2 separate regions of the Homo sapiens genome follow, and region 2 is linked to region 1. A link is an interaction called in ENCODE POLR2A ChIA-PET data of the cell type or tissue named here. Cell type or tissue: endothelial cell of umbilical vein. All regions are shown on one strand. Links, peaks and the distances in the headings refer to the core of each region. The heading gives the core; the rest is flanking DNA.

Evidence for each region. Peaks named below come from ENCODE experiments on the same cell type or tissue, not always from the same donor. Only the 100,000 strongest peaks of a DNase experiment are listed, where the experiment ranks them.
Region 2: POLR2A ChIA-PET joins it to region 1 with 11 read pairs; 4 of 35 experiments call an interaction of 5 or more read pairs at or near these places.

The regions. Positions count from the first base shown.
Region 1 is chr20:51,953,561-51,956,475 of GRCh38, forward strand. No RefSeq gene overlaps it. Among named protein-coding and RNA genes, the nearest start is that of LINC01429, 92 kb to the left of the region's middle. In endothelial cell of umbilical vein, for the core only: no CTCF peak of the experiment used is centred there; no DNase peak of the experiment used is centred there.
Region 2 is chr20:51,905,162-51,908,076 of GRCh38, forward strand. No RefSeq gene overlaps it. Among named protein-coding and RNA genes, the nearest start is that of LINC01429, 44 kb to the left of the region's middle. RefSeq lists a silencer at 2,131-2,307. In endothelial cell of umbilical vein, for the core only: no CTCF peak of the experiment used is centred there; a DNase peak (open chromatin) is centred at 1,700.

The DNA of each region.
Region 1 (2,915 bases), core at 144-2,643:
CTGGGTTCAAGTGATTCTCGTGCCTCAGCCTCCCGAGTAGCTGTGACTACAGGTGTGTGCCCTCATGCCTGGCTAATTTTTGTATTTTTAGTAGAGATGGGGTTTCACCATGTTGGCCAGGCTGGTCTCGAACCCTGGGCTCAAGTGTTCTGTCTGCCTCAGCCCCCCAAAGTGCTGGGATTACAGGCATGAGCCAAAGTGCCTGGCTAGAAAATTGTAAAAGTAACTTAATATCTGCCTCATATACTTTTGTTTTATTTAAAAATGCAAATCCTCAACCACAAATCGAAACAAGAACAACCCTCTGATGACTTCCCTCCCTCTCTCTTTGTACAAAGAAGACTTTCTGCTGTCTGACTCTGACCACCTTGGTCTATTTTATGGAGCTCCAACCCTGCCTTGTTTCCTTCTCAGGCCATCTGTCCTGGTTGGCCTCACTGTTGGAAATGCTCTTCTCAAGATGTTCACGTGGCTGGTTCTTTGTCATTCAGTCTCAGTTCAAATACTCCCTCCTCCAGGAAGCCTTCCCTAACTTCCTAGGTGAAAGTGGTTCCCTTCCCCTGAGTCACGATTATGGTTTCTTCAGTGTACTTATTAATGGCCAACACTGTCTCCTTTATTGTTTGCTTATGAATTTAAAGTCTGTTAGCAGCACCTGCAGCTTTTAAAAGCCTCCTTGTCTCTCTCTCTTTTTTTTTTTTTTTTTTTTTTTGAGGCGGAGTTTCGCTCTTGTTGGCCAGGCTGGAACGCAGTGATGCGATCTCGGCTCAGTGCAACCTCCACCTCTTGGGTTCAAGTGATTCTCCTGCCTCAGCCTCCTTAGTAGCTGAGACTACAGGCATGTGCCACCATGCTGGCTAATTTTTGTATTTTTAGTAGAGACAGGGTTTCGTCATATTGGCCAAGCTGGTCTCGAACCCCTGACCTCAGGTGATCCACCCATCTTGGCCTCCCAGATGCTGGGATTACAGGCGTGAGCCACTGCGCCTGGCCTAATTGTCATTTTCGTTTTTTTGTTGAGACAGAGTTTCTGTCACCCAGGCTGGAATGCAGTGGCACGATCTCAGCTCACTGCAGCCTCTGCCTCTTGGGTTCAATTGATTCTCCTGCCTCAGCCTCCCAAGTAGCTGGGACTACAGGTGTGTGCCACCACACCCAGCTAATTTTTTCATTTTTAGTAGAGACGGGGTTTCACCATGTTGGTCAGGCTTGTCTCGAACTCCTGACCTCAGGTGATCCGTCCAACTTGGCCTCCCAAAGTGCTGAGATTACAGGCATGAGCTACCGTGCCCAGCTCTCAATTGTCACTTTTAGTGCATATTTTCTGGTTGTATAAAAGCTCTCCCATGCAAGAGGGCTGATGTTATAACAGTCGATTATTATACTGTCCTGCATTTTCATCAGGTAAAGAAAGCTTTTCATGTTTCACTGAGAATAGTCAACCCCTTCACAATGTAGAACCCGAAGATTGGATCTTCTGAGAACATCAGAGAAAGACTGTCCTTGCCATCCACACTGCAAGAAAACTTCAGGATCTTGAACCTTGCGTTCATAATCTCGCAAATGAAAAGGGTCCCTCCACACTCTTGGAACTGTACACCCATTGGAACCTTTAAGGTAAAGCTAACCAAGGAAGTCTCCCCAGAAGAAGATGGCATCCTTGATGTGAACAGCTTTTCCTAAGATCGTGGATCAAGACTTCTACCATCATGAGACTTTCATGAATATTTTTTCCTTGTTAATGTCTCTATGGTTTTTTTTTTTTGTTTTTTTTTTGTTTTTAGGCGGAGTCTCGCTCTGTTGCCCAGGCTAGAGTGCAATGGCGCAATCTTGGCTCACTGCAATCTCCACCTCCCTGGTTCAAGTGATTCTCCTGCCTCAGCCTCCCTAGTAGCTGAGACTACAGGCACATGCCACCATGCCCAGCTAATTTTTTTGTATTTTTAGTAGAGACGGGGTTTCACTATGTTGGCCAGGCTGGTCTCGAACTCCTGACCTCAGGATATCCATCTGCCTCAGCCTCCCAAAGTGCTGGGATTACAGGCATGAGCCATCTCACCAGGCCTAGTTTTAGACTTTTGAACCATGTGGATATACACCCATGAAAAGTTAAATAATAAGGATGTAAGATAATTGTATACTACCTTATAAATATTCTTTTAAAAAATAAACTGGTTAAATTTTTATAAGAAGCCTATCTTTCCAATCTTTGAGACAGCTGACAATAATGATTTTTTTAATGGGAAAATATGTACATGCCACTGTAAATCAGTTAACTAGGGGGTTGGGGATGAAGAGAGGATGGTTAATGGATGCAAGCACATAATCAGATAGAAGGAGTAAGTTCTAGTGTTCTATAGCACAGTAGGGTGACTGTAGTTAACAAGAATGTATTGTGTATTTCAAAACAGCCACAAGAAAAGATTTGAAATATTTCCAACACACACACATACAAATAAGTTAACTAGTATGAAAATATTGAAATACCTAACGCCTCTTTTTTTTTTTTTTTGAGATGGACTGTTGCTCTGTCACCCAGGGTGGAGTGTAGTGGCGCGATCTCAGCTCACTGCAACCTCCACCTCCTGGGTTCAAGCAATTCTCCTGCCTCAGCCTCCCGAGTAGCTGGGATTACAGGCGCACGGCACCATGCCCGGCTAATTTTTGTGTTTTCAGTATAAACGGGTTTTCCACCACATTGGCCAGGCTGGTCTTGAACTCCTGACCTCGTGACCCGCCCACCTCGGCCTCCCAAAGTGCTGGGATTACAGGTGTGAGCCACCATGTCTGACCATGCCTCTTCTTTTCCTTAGTCCTTCCATACCTCGGAGATAACTCTTATTAATAGGAGCCCCTCATCTTCCATCCACTCCTCACCACTTTAACCATCTTCATGGTTAGATTACATAACACAT
Region 2 (2,915 bases), core at 198-2,697, 48 kb before region 1:
TGGTGAAACCCCATCTCTACTAAAAATACAAAAATTAGCAGGGTATGGTCGTGGGCACCTGTAGTCCCAGCTCCTCAGGAGGCTGAGGCAGGAGAATCGCTTGAACCTGGGAGGCGGAGGTTGCAGTGAGCTGAGATCGTACCACGGCATTCCAGCCTGGGTGACAGAGTGAGACTCTGACTCAAAAAAAAAAAAAAAAAGAGATGAGGTCTTGCTATGTTGACCAGGCTGGTCTCGAATTCCTAGCCTCAAGTGATTCTGCTGCCTCAGCCTCCTGAGTAGATGGGACTACAGTTGTGAGCCACAGTGCCTGGCTCCCACCCTCATTTATGTTATTTTTGGATTGAGTTTTCCTTTTGGTGTACAGTTTTTGTTTATTTGTTTGTTTTTTCTGAGACAGGGTCTCACTCTGCCACCCAGGCTGGAGTGCAATGGTGTGATCTCAGCTCATTGTAACCTCGGCTTACTGCAACCTCCGCCTCCTGGGTTCAAGTGATTCTCCTGCCTCAGCCTCCCAAGTAGCTGGGATTACAGGCATGCACCACCATGCCCAACTAATTTTGGTATTTTTTGGTAGAGACGGGGTTTCACCATTTTGGCCAAGCTGGTCTCAAACTCCTGGCCTCAAGTGATCCGCCCACCTCAGCCTCCCAGAGCCTGGGATTACAGGCGTGAGCTGACGTGTTTTAACTCATCTATCAATTTGTGTTACTATCAGGAGGCAGACCAGTTCCGGCACTCTGAAGAGCTGCCATGGGACACCCTTTTTATAACCACACCATCCTTCTACACCTAAGTGAAGATCTGGTGCTGGGATTACAAGGGCAGGATGAGTGAACTCAGGTGTGATGATTGAAGACTTATGGGCCAAGAGACCCAGCAGGTCAAGATAGAGACATTTTTCCAACCTCAATCTAGAACTCAATGAGGATAGCAAATACATTTCATCTGATTGTGCCCACTCCACCCAACTGCCTGGCAGGCTGGATTGTGAAGGACTCTAATGCATATCAGGGCTCAGCTGAAGAGTGTAATGGTTGATTAGTGATGCCTCTTGTGGACACAGGCCAATGGGAGGGGGTGCCTGTGCTGGAGAGTGTTGTTAGTGTCGGGGCTGATTGTCTACCAAGAGGGCGGGGAACGCCCTAGGGGAATGGGAGAGAAAGCCGAAATCAGACACCCATACATATTTTTTTTTTTTTGAGATGGAGTTTCGCTCTTGTTGCCCAGGGTGGAGTGCAGTGGTGCAATCTCGGCTCACTGCAACCTCTGCCTCCTGGGTTCAAGCGATTCTCCTGCCTCAGCCTCCCGAGTAGCTGGGATTAACAGGCACCCGCCACCACTAATTTTTGTATTTTTAGTAGAGATGGGGTTTCGCCATGTTGGCCAGGCTGGTCTTGAACTCCTGACCTCAGGTGATCTGCCCACCTCAGCCTCCCAAAGTGCTGGGATTACAGGTGTGAGCCACCACCCCTGGCCCAATATATATTGGATATTAGATCTGAGATACTCCATCTTTGGAATGTTTATACCATCTGTCTTCAGTTGTGCTCAGTAACAAGAATCATGACTTCCTTATAAATGCATAAAATCTCAGGGAGACAGAGAATTATGTCTGTGTGAGGATTTACAGTAGTGCTTAAAAATCCCAGATTGATTACAAGCTATCCCAGATGGCTTCAAACACAACAATACTGAAAGGAAGCAAGTTTATCATCAAAGAGAAAACTAGGAAGCAACTGTGGGAAATCACAGTTTGTCTAGATAAGAGAAGTCTACAAAGAGGCAGCAGGAGGCATTTGAACTGTTTTGTATTCTTATTGTAGTGGTGGTTACACAACTCTGAAAGTATGTTAAAACTCATAGAACGTACATACATATATAAAGTCAATAATTTAAAAATCTAAAATCTATTTAGCCATGAAATATGATGCTATAGAACTTGGTTTGCTGCTGGGCATAGTGGCTCATGCCTATAATCCCGGCACTTTGGGAGGCCGAGGTGAGTGGATCATGAGGTCAGGAGTTCAAGACCAGCCTGGCCAACATAGTGAAACCCTGTCTCTACTAAAAATACAAAAATTAGCCAGGTGTGGTGGCGCATGCCTGTAGTTCCAGCTACTCGAGAGGCTGAGGCAGGAGAATCTCTTGAACCTGGGAGGCGGAGGTTGTGGTGAGCCGAGATCATGCCACTGTACTCCAGCCTGGGCAACAGAGCCAAAAAAAAAAAAAAAAACATTAAAAAGTTGGTTTGCCAAAATGTGGTACACACAGAGCTGGTTGTACACAAGATGATATAAGACGAAACGTAGATGAACATTTGAATTGTGTAGTTATGTATTTGCATTAATTCATATTAGAAGAATGTCTAGTTTATCAAGCCTATAACTTCAAAAAGACAATTATATAAGGTTAGGCTAAGTAGAAATTTGAGTTGCTTTAAAGGAAAATATAAAGTAAATAATTATACAGGTTTTATGCATGTAGACAAGATTTTTGATCGGGGTATGGGAATAAAGTTATTTGTCTGAAAATCCTACCTTGACTGAGTGTGGTGGCTCATGCTTGTAATCCCAGAATTTGTGGGGGGCGGCCAAGACAGGAGGATTGCTTGACCCCAGGAATTTGAGGCCAGCCCTGGCAACACAGTGAGACCCTGTCTCTACAAAAAAAATAGAAAAATTATCCAGGCGTGGTGGCGTGTGCCTGTGGTCCCTGATACTCCAGAGGTTGTGGTAGGAGGATGGCTTCAACCCAGGAATTTGAGGCTGCAGTGAGCTACAACTGTGCTACTGCACTCCAGCTTGGGTGACAGAGTGAGACCCAATCTCAAAAAAAAAAAAAAAAAAAAAAAAAAGTCCTACTGTTATAGAGTTTATAATCTAGCAAGTGCAGAAAAACAGGGATATTAAAAG